2 separate regions of the Mus musculus genome follow, and region 2 is linked to region 1. The links are chromatin loops, found by intact Hi-C in ENCODE. Cell type or tissue: left cerebral cortex. All regions are shown on one strand. Each heading gives the region's core, and the rest is flanking DNA. Links, peaks and the distances in the headings are about the cores only.

Region 1 (7,677 bases), core at 1,369-6,368:
GGGTTAACAGTAGTAGAAAGAGGTCTGAATATATATAGCCCACACTGCCCTAGAACTCTGTGGGAACCAGTTTGGTCTCAAATTCACAATTCCCTTACCTCAGCTTCCCCAGTGCTTGTACCACCACAATTAATCAGCAACTGCCAAGAGTTATGGTCAAAATTTAAACCATTTTTCATGGCCAGAGTCAAAATCGGAGGTTGTGATAATTATCTTAATTTTTGTGAATGATAAAATCGATACTGCCATGCGCCCTGGGAAACCACATCCAGGTAGAGCTCCACTGTGCTGCTCAGGTGAAGGGTGGGGCCAGCTCTTCAGCTCTAATGCCCTTGGGGGCCAGCTCTCCTGTCTGTCATTGGTGACAAGAGGCAAGGGGGGGGGTCAGGGGGAGGAGCATCTTGCCTAGTCACCACAGGGCAGACAAGTTGCAGGGCCAGAGCTCCCAGTCTCACATTCTCACATCCTCGGGACCAGCTCATCCTTGCTGCCACCATTAGGGTCGGCTCTACAGTGCTGCCCAGAGAAGGTGCAAGACCTGCTCTCCTGAGTGCTGTAGCAGAGCCAGCTCTTCTGCTCTCATTACCCCATCAGGGCCACCATAGGTGGCTAGGGAAAAAGGAAGGACAGGGGATCTCTTTCTTGATAATGCCACCACCATCATACAAGAAGCAGGGCTGGCTCTGTGTCGTCTGGGCTCGGATGACCACCATTCCTAACCTTTGGAAGCCAAGCATTATAGAGACAATAACCAACCAGATAATCAAAATACATTACCTTACCTGCACACTCCCTCAGGGCACTTTTTCTCCTGGTGATGAATGTACACATTGCTTTCATTTTCATTCTTCAACTGAAAGCATCCTTACCCAGGTACGAAAGCCATGTTTGGGTTTGTTGATGCCTATTTGATGACGGTGATTTGTTTGGGTTTTAAACTGTTACTTAGGATATTTCCTTATTCGGTGTAAGGTCTGTTGAGGGTCAGATATAGTTACTCCTCAGATATGACCTGAAAATACTTAACCATTTCAATTCTGTCTCTGTCAAGGTCTTGATTTCATGAAGCAGAAGAGCAGAGGTTGCTGGCTTGCTTGCTTGCCCATCCGGCTCGCTTGCCCATTTCTGAATGACTGTTCTGAAGTGGCAGTGGTTCTCTGTTCTCAGCTCCAGTGCCGTGTGTCTGCTCTTTGTGATTCTCATGGCTTTCTACCTCTTCATAAAGTGAGGCGAGTGTGCATGTTTCATTCCTCCTCCTCCTCAACTACAGAAGTTCAGAGATATCATCCCCAAATACACAAAAGCTCTACCAAAACGTTCCCCAAATATATGGGGAACTCACAGGGTACTCATTTTATCAATGACTAAAAGAATGTCTGAGAAACGACACTCAGATAGAACCAAAGATAATGGTAATGCTGAGTGTCGATTGATCTCTCTCGCCTGGATCAGCCAGGATGCTGAGAACGTAAGCACGTGATCTCATCTAACCCTCCTAAGAATCCTGCTAGGTAGATGCTACTTTTACATTTCTTAAAATACAGCTTCAAAAACTGTCAAGTACATTACTCAAGGTCTCCAGGAAGTGGTGAGGCTGGAATTCCAATCCAGATTTTACAATGCGGGAGCCTAAGCCTGTGACCCTCTCGTGACAAAATCTCTCACTGACGAGAGTTCCTTGCCAGAAACAGTAAGAGGCTCCAGTCCTGTCCCTAACGTTGTCTTTGTGACAATAGTTATAAAAATCTTTATTTCATAAAATATGCTATCTCCTGTGAAAGGAGAAGACGTTTTGATGAATCCTGGTGCATATGGGGACACACTAGTGAGGGGAAAACTGAATATTTTCTGGAGACGTTCATTCTCATATCTGCTGGGGGTCAATAAATGTTATCTTAACAGAATATGTTGATTTGACTTGTAACACCAGGACTTACTTCTGGGTCATAGACTTTGCATAACATTTGCTCTTGGTGGTGATTTGAAGCACAGGATGAGAACACCATTGTAAGAGACTGCAGCCTGAGGAGTAACTTAGAATTGTATGTTACAGACGGCCCTAATAACCGCCCCAAATCTTTTAGCTTAGAAATCAGTGCATTCGTTCCTCCCCACTAGATATTTAGTTTTTCTTCTTCAGAAGCTGTTTTCCCCAGGGAGCAGGCTCTGCTGTACACCACCTTGAAGATAGAGTGGTAAACAAGTTAGCCAGCAACAGTGCCATCCCTGACCTTGTGATCCACAGGAGGACAGCTGTTAGGACAGGGAGATACGGTCTCATGTAACACGAGCAACGATGGAGGAAGCACTGGAGCTTGTGAAAGTGAGCTTAGTCAGCCATCAGAATCATAATAAATTCCTGTGATCTTAAGAGTTAAATTGTTTGGAAGGTTGAAAAAAATTTTTTTAAATGAAAATGGTAAATATTTTGCAAAGCACACAGGCAGCTGATGAAATGGCTTTTATTAAATCTCAAAGAAAGCAAAGACCTTTTTAAAAATTCTATTGGTCAGATAGATTCCTACAGAGAGGAAGGGCCACAGTTGAAAAATATGTTAAAAACTGTTGGTGACACTAACAGATGGTAAGAGTAATGTTACCAAGTCCATCACAACGGCTATAAGGACTTGTGTGACGTGGTTGTTCAGGGAGGAAAGAGAGAAAGCTTAACTCCAAATGTAAGCAGAAGTGGGACCAGAAGCAGGGAGTGGCTCTTGAATGGAAAATGAAACAGAGGAAACAGGAGGGATGAGGAAGAAACTTAACCCAACTCAACATCTCCTCATCAGAAACAGCAGGTAATCAGATGGACACTATCTAAACTGCCTTAGCAGAATTCTTGCTAGCATTAGACAGGCCAGAGATGAGCCTAGAAATCCAAATGGAAAAGGCAAGTTTTAAAACCACAGGAAAGCCAGAGGGAGCTAAGGTGGAGAAGAGAGCTTGTATCAGTTTCCTTTAATAGATATGTACCCACCGCGCCAGCTTTATTCTGGGACCACTTCCCTCTTCTCCCAGACTATTTGCATTTCCTGAAACCAGAAACTCTGGAGCTGGAAGAGGACACGGGACGGGACGGGGGTGGGGGGGTGGGGGGGTGGTACAGGGGGTTGTCTGGATGTCTGTAACTGGGGAAACTCTGAAATTGCACACTGGGAAGGGAGACTCCTCCTCCCTCCAGGATGAGACTCTTGACACTGTCATCTGAAAGGATAACTTTTTAAGTTTGGCGGTACAATTCTGTCACAGTGCTCTGGACTAAGATGCACCAGACCCTAGCACTTCCCACACTTTCCAAAAGGCAGTCAAGTTGCGGCTTCTTGCCTCTCCCTCCCTCCCACCCACCGTCTTCTATGTAACGGCACAGATTAAAGGCCCTTGCCAGATACTGACACCTTTCTATTGGACTTCCCTGCCTGCAAACCTGTGAGCCAATAAATCTCCATTCTAATAAATTTCTGATCATTATAAATTACCCAGCCTGTGATATTCTGTTTTAGCAGCACAAAAACAGGCTAAGACAAAGGTCTCCTTGTGTTTCTGAATCTGGCCCGGAATGACGCTCAGTGTCCGTTAAGATTTTAGATGCCCTTTGTGCCACATTTTCTAGTGGTTTATTTCTTCTCATCAGCCACACCAGCAACTGGATCTACCTGACGGGGTGCCACTACACCAGTGTTTCTATCTCGGGATACAATTTAGGAACCGTACTCTATCAGAAAGAGCAGCGGGATTCTATTAGCGCATCTCTTATCTAATACAGCAATGCAGCCACTTCACCAGCAAATTTTCCAGTTCACAAATGCTGAGAGTTTCAACACCATTACAACTATATAGTTCAATGCAATTTAAAACCCATTTTTAAAATCATGTAGTGGGTTGACCGCTAGCATACAGATCTGGCTTTCTGTGTGCTGAGACGCCACCTAGTGGGCTATATGGAGTGCGCAGGGAAAAAAACAACTGATCCTGGCATCTCCTTCCTTGTAACTTAAGGTCCAAGTGACAAAGCTTAGCCAGTAGAATCGCTTTGTTGAAAAGCACATTATTTGTCTGGCATAGGTTCAGCTTGCAGGGGACTGAAATTTGTAATTATCTTTAAATATTATGCCAAGGGAGAGTTAAAAGGACATCAGAAAATTGTGAGTTACAGTGGGTGTCATTGGAAAGAGAAACTGTTTTAGCTTGGTTTTTTTCTAAAGTGATCACGACTTGAAGTAAATAGAAAACCAAGATTTGAGAATTCAAAGCAGATGACAGTTTAAAAAGATATCCTTCAAACCCCTTTGAGTCTTCGGTAAATTAAATGCACATCAATGTGTAGTAAAGGCTGACTTTCCCACACTGTCGTTGGACCCTCCTCCGTAAGCAGAGAACCCACAGAATGAGGCTCACTCATGAGCCGCACTGCAAAGATCAGGCCCTGCGGAAGCAGAGAGAGAGGAACCACCTCAGAATGCTTCGCACTGGCTTTTCTCTGACTCCGTTTTCTGTGGCGGGCATAATAAACCTGAGTGTTGCCGGGCATGGTGGCACATGCCTTTAATCCCAGCACTCGGGAGGCAGAGGCAGGCGGATTTCTGAGTTCGAGGCCAGCCTGGTCTACAAAGTGAGTTCCAGGACAGCCAGGGCTATACAGAGAAACCCTGTCTCGAAAAACAAAACAAAACAACAACAACAACAACAACAAAACCAACCTGAGTGTTTTGTTATACTCTGCTGTGGGGGTGGGGGTGGGCATGCCCCCACTTTCCAGAACTGTCACAGAATTGTAAATAAATGTGGCAAAACAATTTGATTTAGGAATCTTAGTTAGCAAGCATTCTTTCTCTCTCCTCTAAGAGAATATTTTAGTCACATCTGCAATTAGATAGAGAGGTGGTCATTTTCCATGAACGATTCCAATCATTTTCCACAAAGCCATGAAAAACCAACCAACCAAACAAACAAACAAACCAAACTGGGGTCATCTGAAAGTATCTATGTCTACTAAACAGGAAAGTCAGTGCACATCCCAATTCAGCAGGTCCCCCAGGGTTGATTCAGTAGGGCCAGGTGGTAGGGACTGGGCTGAGTCTACAGTTTAATTTAAGGCACTAAATGAACTAGACTCTCAGACACATACCAACTCTCCTGTAGCTTTCTTGGCACCCTTAGTCAGGTATCAGCAAGACTTACAAACTATTTGACAAAAACCCAAGAGCACCATGGCTTCGAGTAACATGGAGTTAATAATGAAAGTTTAGTGGGACACTTCTTACTTACACCTAAGCGACTTGTGATGTAATTCCAGCTGAGATTCAGCAGAGCAAATCTGTATGAAAAACGTTACGTGCAACTGAAAGGATGGAGGCAAAAGAGCAGCACTGCCAATTATTGGACAGTTTACTGAAGGTCGATGCAATATTCATTAGAGCAGGTCAGAAGGATTAGGAGAAGGGAAATTGGGGGGAAGGAAAGAGGGAGGGAGACAGAGAAGGAAAGGGAAATCTAGGTGTTAATTGCATTAATCTACTAAGGAGTATAGAGAAGTGGTAGAGTGTGAGGTTTCAAGTCATATGAATCCCACTGTTAGCACCTACCCTCGGTAGGAGTTTGCATAGTGACTACATCTCCAAGCTCAGCCTCCTCACCTGTGAACAAGAGTAACAGGATCTCTGGGAGTGTTAGCATAATGTAATGCCCAAAGTATCACAACTCCTGGCATACAATGAGTTTTTAATTAGTACGGGCACCTACTTTCTCTCGTGACTTTTATAATGCTTATAATAAACTTTATTCGAATGTCTCTTGCTCTGCAAAACACATGAAATGTTAATACAAATGAAAGAAATATTAAAGAAAACTTCTATTATGAAGTCATGTTGTCCATGGACTGAGTGAATAGGTGTCTGCTTTAGAGAAAGGCTGCATTAGTCATCTAAAGACAGACGCCCTCGCTGGGAGAAGAAGAGCTAAGCTTGTCTGCTCAGCTCTGAAGGCAGGACTAATCTACTTCGATGAACAATAAGTCACATACTTTTCCGGTCTGGATGTGTGGCGTAATGTTCCTCTGCACTGTCAGAAGGTAAATCAGCCGCTGTGGGGAGGATGAAATGTGGTCACCGCTTCACCTCGGGGGAGGGGTGGTACATTGTCTTCATCGGCTGAACAGCTGGGTTGGATAAATGTTCTCTGCTCCTTCGTTCTGGAGACTCTGGTTCTAGGAAAGACGTGATAAAGAAAGGAGTTCTAGAAGAAAGAAATGCAAGAACACAGTCAACCTTTTCCCTTTCCCTTTGCATTTCCTACTGGGTGGCATGGTATTTACACTGCCAACGCCACTAACTCCAGGTTCACTCAAGAGAAACTCTTTTCCAGATCTTATCAGCTGGAATCTGCAGCATAGTCATTATACCTAAGAGCATGCAGCTTAAAGTGAAACAGCAAAGCTCTGGGAAGCACTACAGGTTAGGGAAATAGCGAGGAGCACTTACGTGTTTTGGCTAACAGTGTACATGTTCCTTCTTCATAGTGTCCCAGTTCCCTCTCGAATCTGATTGAGGTAGAAGAAAATCTCAGACATTCTTCTATAGATCTTTTTCATTCCCTGTTCCCTAATACAACCAGGCTTTGAGCATGTGAAAGCCTGGCTAATAAAGAATGATTTCTTAGGCATTGAGTGTTGGACGAGTGACCTAGGACCAAAGGGAATTACTGGAGCCATTAATTCACCCGACTAGCTGTCTGGGGTGTCCAAGGTTTCTAAGTCTTTTGCTGTCTGCTCTTTGGGCTTCCTGTTTACATTCAATGCCTTCCACTGATCCTTCAATTCTTTGAGTTTCCTCTTACCTTTCATGAGAGGGTCTGGATGTTTTTGTTGACAGTAATGAGCTTATACTTGTAAACCAAGAACTCTTACTGAAATAGCAATGCTAGTTGGAAAGGTGGGCAACTGGAAATGCTGTAAGTGTCTTGCAAACCATAAAATATCTACAACTAGAAATTATAAACGTCACCCTATGGTGGACTAGGCATCACCTCCTGCTAAATTTCTAAAGTGACAAGAGAGTAGTGGAGTTGACTTTATTGAGTCAGCTGTTAGGCTAAGTGCTTTATGTGTGCTCCGTTTGGTTCGCATAACCCACCTACAATAAATACTAAAACCTCAGTACTCATTTGTAGCCAAGGAAATGGATGCTGTCAATAATTTGCTCAAGATAAGTGAGGAAGTGTCAGAATCTGGGTCTTGGTCACACACACTTTGCTGTCACTTCTTCAATTGACTTATACATTGTGGACACTTCTTTCATATCTCTCCAAGTAATTAAATACCCATAGGAAGTTAAGTAATTAGAAGGTTTAACAATGCCTATGAATGTATAAATTATGAGTATATTTGGAGAGACTTAAAGTCGGCGTATTTACAGAATATATAGTATGTAATTAATGTTAGTGCCAGGACACCATGTTTCCTCTCATCTTGGGCACACAGAGCATGGGTTCAGGCTTGATACTCCGTGGGGTCTTTCCTGTTTGTTAAATGCCCACAGGACTGAGCGCCCTCTGCGCTCCCCACATGTCCATTGCTTAAACCGAAAATACCGACCTCATCTGTCATCGACACTCAAATGGCTTCAGGGATTTTTTTCATTTCCACTTTATTTTCCACAATCTTTCCAGTATTTACCTCCCACA
Region 2 (7,677 bases), core at 1,437-6,436, 1.4 Mb before region 1:
AGTTTTAATGATTTTATTGTAGGGTACATCTAATTTTCCACATAGACAATCATACAAATAAAGCTTTTGCATAACAAGAGTCTTTTTATATTTTTTATATTGCAGGAAAATTTTACAATTCAATGTTGAGTAGAATTCACCAAAGGAGGTCTGTCTATTATTCCTATCTAAAAGAGGAAAAAAATTCAGTCTCTCAACATAAGGTTCATAAGTCTTTTGTGAGTGGCCTTTATTAAGCCAAAGAAGTTATTTTCTATGCTACTGTGAGAAGAATTTCACAAAAGATAGATATTGGATTTGTTGAATACTTTTATGACAGTTGAGTCTAATAAGATTTTCCCCCAATATTTTCTAATATAGTAAATTGCATTGATTAACTTTGATAGCTACAGTAACCTTGTACTTCTTATACAAAGACCAATTGGCCATGATGACTACTTTAACAATAAAATTGATTTTCTTCAATAGAGCAGTTATAATAGTATACCTTTTTTTTTAAACTGAGCTTCAATTGTTAGAGCCTTTTAAAGAATTTACTATGTAATCTTTGTCAAGCGCATTGGCATGGAATTATTGCCATTTCTTTGTATTATTTCAATAACATTTCAAATGAAGATTACACACTAATGGAAATTGCAAAACTAGAGACCTCATTTTTCCTACAATCAAATTCTACAAGAACATCTTCTACAGTAGTAGTACAAACTACTATTTCAATAGCCTTGGAGGCTATTTTAGATGTACCTCGTGGTTACCTTTGAGCCCCAGCAATACTTTCAGAGCTCCTGTCTCTAGCTGCATATGTAGCAGAGGATGGCCTAGTCAGCCGTCAATGGGAGGAGAGGCCCTTGGTCTTGTGAAGATCATATGCCCCTGTACAGGGGTATGCCAGGGCCAGGAATCAGGAGTGGGTAGGTTGGGGAGCAGGACAGGGGGATGGTTATAGGGGACTTTCGGAGAGGAAACTAGAAAAGGGGATAGCATTTGAAATGTAAATAAGGAATATCTAATTAAAAAAAGAAAAAAAAACATAAAAATAAAATTTTAAAAATTAATTCAGATGGGCCAATCATGAGTCCCAGAGTCTACTGCCTTGGTCTAAGCAAATCTGAATTTCCGGAAGAGAGGCTAAGGAAAGGAAAGGACTAAATAAACACTCAAGGAGATAGAATGTTATCCTACCCAACCCCCTCCTCTGGTACAGACACTTACAGAGCTTTCTTCCTGTAATACAACTTGTCCTTTTCCTTTTCCTCATTTTCTGTCTTATTTTCTTTCAAACATTGCTCAATTCTAAAGCATGATTTTCTTGACACTCTGGGCTTTCTCAAGCATGGTCTGATGCTCTTCTCTCCACTGTTTGTCCCCATGTGACTGATTGTCTAACTTGTGATTGGTTGATAACCTCCATTGCTGAACTTCTAATCTATCTCAAATAATATGTTTTTCTCTCCTCTTCTCTGCCTCTTCTCCATCTTCCTTCTCCTGGCAACTACCAATATTGCACCTTGTCTGTCCTATTGTTTTTCTTTCAAACTCCACAAAGAGCTGTTCTTGAACTTCTTCCACATCCACTTCTAGATTTTTTTATATATCAATGAGACTAAGAGTATGAAAGAGAACAACAATTTGCCTTCTATCAGTGGAAACTGTGAAACACCACAAAGAAGATGCTCAGCAGACACAGCAGATGACCAGACTCTGGACCTTAGGTAAGAATTTGGGCTTGAATCACATTCTTCATTGGTGTTTCCTGAGTGCTAAAGCAATTTCAGATTAGGTTTGTAATAAGGTGTGTGGCCGACAGAGTGGTGTGGTATAGTTAGACTCTCAGGGTTCTGACCAAACTAGAGCACACTTGCATTGCCTCAGACTATTAAGTCCATGAGAAATTGAGTTTCTGATTCAGTGTGGGGGTGACCTTGTTTTCTTTATGTCACTATGATAGATACCATAATCAAAAGTGACTAGGAAAGAAAGAGGATTAGTTTAATTCTCATGAAGGGAATTGAGGGTGAAGGCTGAAGGCAGGAACCAAGAAATAGAAACTGAAGCTGGTTACTGGCTCACTACTGATGCTCCAACTTCTGCTTCACTCACCACATTTACTTATCCTCCTCTTAGCCAAGCTTGAATTACAGTTTCATGGCATGCTCAAGCACTGTATATATTTCAACCTTCTTGATCCTCTCTGTATATTCATTCCATTCTGCTATTATAATCACAGTCTTCACCAAAAGCAACTTTATCTCTTCAAATTTCCATCAGTATAACTAAAGTTAGCAGGAGAAATATATATAAACACCAAAGCTAAAATCAGTGCCATAAACCTCTATTGATGGCTAATCAGTCAGACCTTCAATTTCCGTAGTTTCACATAGGGAAGTGTCACTCTGAAGCCAGAAGTTCGAGGGACTTCTTTGTAATTCACAGAAAAGCAAACCTAGACAGAAAAGGAGAAAGCCATTGACTTGACTTTAGCAACTAAGTGCACCAGATAAGGCCCTTGTTTTTCGACTCTCTAAGAGTCAAACAAGGCCATGACCTTCTTCTTCTACTTCAACATCATTGGCTTTCAGAACTATGCCTTATGAGAGCTGTGGTATCCTTGGCATCTTTTTAATATTTTAAGAAATTTTCAATACATTTTAAAATCTGGTCTTGAACTCACTATTCAGCTTGGGACCCCTGAACCTGTCTACTAATTGGGACCACATGCCCGCACCACAAGCCTTCATTTCCAGACCCAATCTCTATGGTGTCTTTACTTAGCTACTATTTTCCTGCACCTAAAACCCAGGACCCAAACAACTATGGGTGGCTTCTATTCTCCAGAGACTGTTGACAATATTTAAACTGGACAATCTTGCATCTGCTTCTTTGCTTTGTCTGTTATTTCCAATGAAATCCAGAATAAAGAACCAAGATCATATTTTCTTCTACCTGTGCCTGCCGCCTGACTCCCTACCCTGCTTTCCCATGAGGCCTGCTCTATGTTAGGGCACACCCCTCCTCAATAGATTTGTAAACGTATTGTGCCATCCTTCCAATGCCACGTGGTTCTTAAATCTGTTGTTTTTGTCAGACTTGGATATTATTCATACTCTGATACATTTTAAGAGTTGCAAACATCCCTAACTATAACCATATATAGTAGGATTTCTATAGCAAAAACTGCATGCAGCAGTGTAGGCACACATTCAAGATTACATGATTATTAAACAGCAGCTATAAATCAAATCACAGGTGCATTGCCTGCAAAAAAAAAAAAAAAGTGTTCTTAGCTCATAATCTCCACACCCTCTAGGATTTTCTCAAGCACAACTCCCTCAACTCCCAAGAGGCATGTTCAATAAGATATTGCCTGGATTTTATCCATTTTTCAATATTTTCTCATAATACTAACAAAATCCATTCCCCCTTTGGGTTCAAGAGTTGATAAATGTTATGAAAAACATTAAAGGAGTATTACAAAATAGCCTACATATATTTCTAAGTGTTGGTTTTAAGAGAAGAAAATTTAGGACCTTAGATGATGGCTCAGTTGTGTGCACACGGACACACACACACACACACACACACACAAAGCACACACACAATGGAATAAATAAAGCATAATTTGAAAAAAAAAACGCAATTGATATCTGTGTAGAAATTGCTAAAGAAGAAAACCATTCTAGAGTAGCCATCGACCTGAGTCACTGTTTTACTGCAAATTTCATGTTGTCCAGGGGAAATGAGGAAGGGATAGGGGCTCACTGCTCTCTGGTATTCTGAAGACACTTATCTACATTGTGAACTTAGTTTCTCTTTCTAAGTTTGAATAATGCCACTAGGTGGCAGTAGAATAAAATGGTATCTGTTATTGCAGTTTTCACTGAATTCTTTTTTATAAGAATGAATATCTTAGTGGCAAAGGGGAGGTAGGTAGAATGGGGAAAAGAACTCTGATAGAGAAGATCAGGGACAACATTCAGGAAGTAAATAAATAAAATAATTAATTAATAAGACAATGAATATAATTTTGGGGAATATTTCTATATTATCACCACACAAACCAAACCAACCAACTAAACAAACAAACAAACAAGCAAAACCCCACCAACACTCTATGTAAAGTTCACAATAATGGAATAAGCTAAATCTCACATCAGCATATGGCTATCCTAGCAAAATAAAAAGTGAAAGTAAATTGTATTAGCATTTCTTCCCATTAAATACTTAATCAAAATATGTAAACTTTTTATTATTTAGTCATGAAATGTATTGATTTTGTGAATACTGGATACAAAAATTTAACTTACATCTCTCTATGTCCACTTGGATAACTAATAAACACCTTAGACTTAAACCCACAAAAACAGAACTCAATTTCCTTTCCCAAACCTTATGACTCAAAAGGTCTTGGCATCTTTAGAATAAACAATATTTTTCTTATTCCTACAAATATACAGGAAACACTATCCATTTCTATTACATCCTCTCGATGTACCCATCCTCTAGAAGAACTTTGACTACACCTCTAAAATACATTGAGAAAAATTTCATTTATTTTCATATTTCCTGCTCTCATTACTGTCCAACCTATTAATGGTTTTGCCTGGCAAATTTCTTCAGTTATAGTCTTTCTTTCTCCATTTGCCCCTCTATTATCAATATCCTATATGTTAACCAGACTTATAATTTGGGATATGATTCATGCAATATAATTTATTTGTTTAAAATCCTCCCACTGGGCAGTGGTGGCACACGCCTTTAATCCCAGCATTTGGGAGGCAGAGGCAGGTGAATTTCTGAGTTTGAGGCCAGCCTGGTCTACAGAGTGAGTTCCAGGACAGCCATGGCTATCCAGAGAAACCTTGTCTCGAAAACAAACAAACAAACAAACAAACAAAAAATAAATAAAATCCTCGCCAAAAAACACATTATGACTCAAGGAATTCAAAATCATTAACTGCTATTCCAATCTATTCATGACCCAGAGGTTACCGGCTTTTCTAATAAATCATACCTTCTTCTCTTCCTCTACTTCAGCAGAACAAAAGACCTCTTGCTCTTCACATCAATATGCCAATCATTACTTCTTTGGACTAATCTCCACCTCTGTCCAAAATGCTCCATTTCTGAGTATAACTGACCCTTTTTACGCTTTCGGTATCAGTTCATCAAATCCCCAATCCTTCAGAGAGTCTGCCGCTCAATGGCTGCTATCATGTTGATATTGTGTTTCAGTTTTACCACTCCAGCACACCTTGTTCATTTATGTATTTACATGCTATTGTCTTTCCTCACTAGACTATGCCAAGTGGTCCAAGAGTATGTCAGCTATGTATTATAGAAGCTATATATCAATTAAAGCACAGATAAGATTGTGCCTTCCTTTAATCATTGAAAGGGTTCACAACAGCTCTCCGAAAAACAAAATATGGCTAATGATATCTGGTATTTTTTTATTTCATTAATCAAGAACAATACATGATCTCCACACATAGGGACTGGCACAGGCTACTCACTACACTAATTTGAAGGGCAGTAGGGACCACCTGTAGAGTGTTAAAACAAAGAATGGCCTCATGTTGATATATTCTAAATACTTATCTGGCAAATGTACGGAATATGGATTGTTGGGGTCACAGTCTAACCACGTGACTTAGGAAGTCTCCTCACAGAGATTTTGTTAATGATCCCTTCTCAAGGACAACAAACAATATTTGAGTCCTTAGACTGTTGAACCAGGTATCATAAAATTTATATTATATTGATTCTTTAAATATGTGTGTGACTAAGGTCTCAGTAATATTTTCTGCAATGCCATAGATAATAGGGCAAGAGATCATGAAGGCTAGTGTCAAAGGTTTCAGATGCCACAGTTATTCTGGGACAGGTTTTCATGCTTAGCCTTGTGCACCTAGAGGCTGTCTCCTGAAGTAACTAGTAGCCTTAAAACTTGTATTAGATTTTTGTAACTATTTTAACAAGTTCTAGAAATCAGAAATCTGGATTCAGTTTCAAACAATTGTAGGTGTTGTAAAAGCTGATTACCTCCAAATTCATGGAGTCATATGCATTTGTTTCATTATTTTCAGTTTTTAGCAGCCATTTATATTTTTGGTTGGGACTCTACAGAGGATCCATCAATCTACCACTTCCAGTTTCACAGCTGACTCACATTCTTTAAACCCAAATCATGCAGTTTCTTCCTTAAGAGGAACCTGTGTTTTGTACTGGGCCCAAATAGATAATCCAGGGAAATTTCTTTAAGGCACAATTTTTAAACTACTCTTCAAATTTATGTTAGCCATATAAGGAAATTTCAAAGTTATAGGTATGAAAAGGTAGATAGATGGTTAGAAAGATAGAACTTATTCACATAATAGAGAGTCCGTAGATGTTTAATATTACTCAGTTATCAGTTAACTGATACTGACAGCATAGCTGATAATATGAATCAACAGTAAATGTGTTTGGAAAGTATTAAACAGGGACCTTCAAAGTATAATCCCTGATCCATAACCTGTCTGCCTTTTATCTGCTTCAAATTGGGCTTCCCATTTAAGAACTCTTCAGATATTGTCTGAAGAATATTTATCTTAAAAAGTAAAAATGCTTTTTACAAAATTCAAAAAACCCTTGCTCAGTACAAATATGACTTAAATGACTTAACTTCCAAGATAATTGATGCTGGACTTTATCAGACCAGCTTTTAGATGCAAGACATAGAAAATGGATATTGATATCAGCAAGCAATAAAATACCTTATAAAGTGCCCACCAGCTTCTATAAATGAATTTGCAATTCACTTAGGAAGGAAGCTACAATGGAGGAAGGGCTGCAAAGGATGCCTTTATGCCTACTTGACCATGACCTCTCATTTACAAAGGCGTAGCAAAAGTGGGCTTGTGTCCCAATGTCTCCCACTACTCTACTGTGCTACCTGACAATAGAACTTTCTTTGCCATGTTCAGCTCATCACATTTTCAGAGATACAGCAATGATCCGAGTCCACAGGATGTCTGTGCAAGGGTTATGGTAAGCAAAGGGCATGGACAATCAAGGTCAAATTGTCTTTTATGGCACATAGGTAACGGTCACCATGACTCAGAGTTTCAATTCATTTCTTTTCTGAAGGGAGATGAAAATATATGGCACCATCAAGAGAAATGGTAATTTCACTATGAAGCAGCATTCTCTAAATTGTTTTTGACAGGCTGTGAGATCGTTTTGTAAGGAGAGAAAGGAGGCAGAAGTCTGTTGAAAACATTGTTGAGAAATGTTTTATTCTATGTTCCCCTTTCAGGAAATTAAAGCAGAATAACTTATCAAAGACTGAGAAATCCTGTAGTAAGTAGCCTCCTTAATTTTTCTCTACCAACTCTCCAAAGGCCCCCATGAACACCCTTATCTGTACTATTCATATCCTTACTGAAGGTTACTCTGTGGCACACACTGCATGACTTGGTACTCGGAGGTGATTTTGTAAGAGAGGGGGCCCAGGTATAAAAAGCAAAGTGATGAATGCATGATCTTGGTCTCTGAACCAGATGGGACTGTGGCAGTCAAATAAACCTTCAGAAACTAAATAGACACTATTCCTCCATTTAACGAAGATCCAGAGCCATAGGGAGATCAGGAACATTCTACACTGTGTGTTTCCCAACAGTGAGCATACTACAAAAA

What was found. A loop is a pair of places that touch in the nucleus more often than their neighbours do. Peaks named below come from ENCODE experiments on the same cell type or tissue, not always from the same donor. Only the 100,000 strongest peaks of a DNase experiment are listed, where the experiment ranks them.
Region 2: it touches region 1 in a loop (2.6-fold over the local background); 2 of 42 quality-filtered maps call a loop at or near these places.

What each region holds. Positions count from the first base shown.
Region 1 is chr2:106,427,475-106,435,151 of GRCm38, reverse strand. It overlaps Gm46755 (a long non-coding RNA gene), which reads left to right and starts at 5,922. Exons shown (of 3, transcript XR_001783429.2): 1 at 5,922-6,067. It overlaps Gm36036 (a long non-coding RNA gene), which reads right to left. Exons shown (of 4, transcript XR_374852.4): 3 at 6,477-6,535; 4 at 4,856-6,202. In left cerebral cortex, for the core only: a CTCF peak has its summit at 3,931 (motif pointing left); DNase peaks (open chromatin) are centred at 2,859, 3,314, 3,930 and 6,043; H3K4me3 peaks cover 400 bases.
Region 2 is chr2:107,875,997-107,883,673 of GRCm38, reverse strand. No RefSeq gene overlaps it. Among named protein-coding and RNA genes, the nearest start is that of Gm23439, 6.8 kb to the left of the region's middle. In left cerebral cortex, for the core only: a CTCF peak has its summit at 3,836 (motif pointing right); a DNase peak (open chromatin) is centred at 3,809.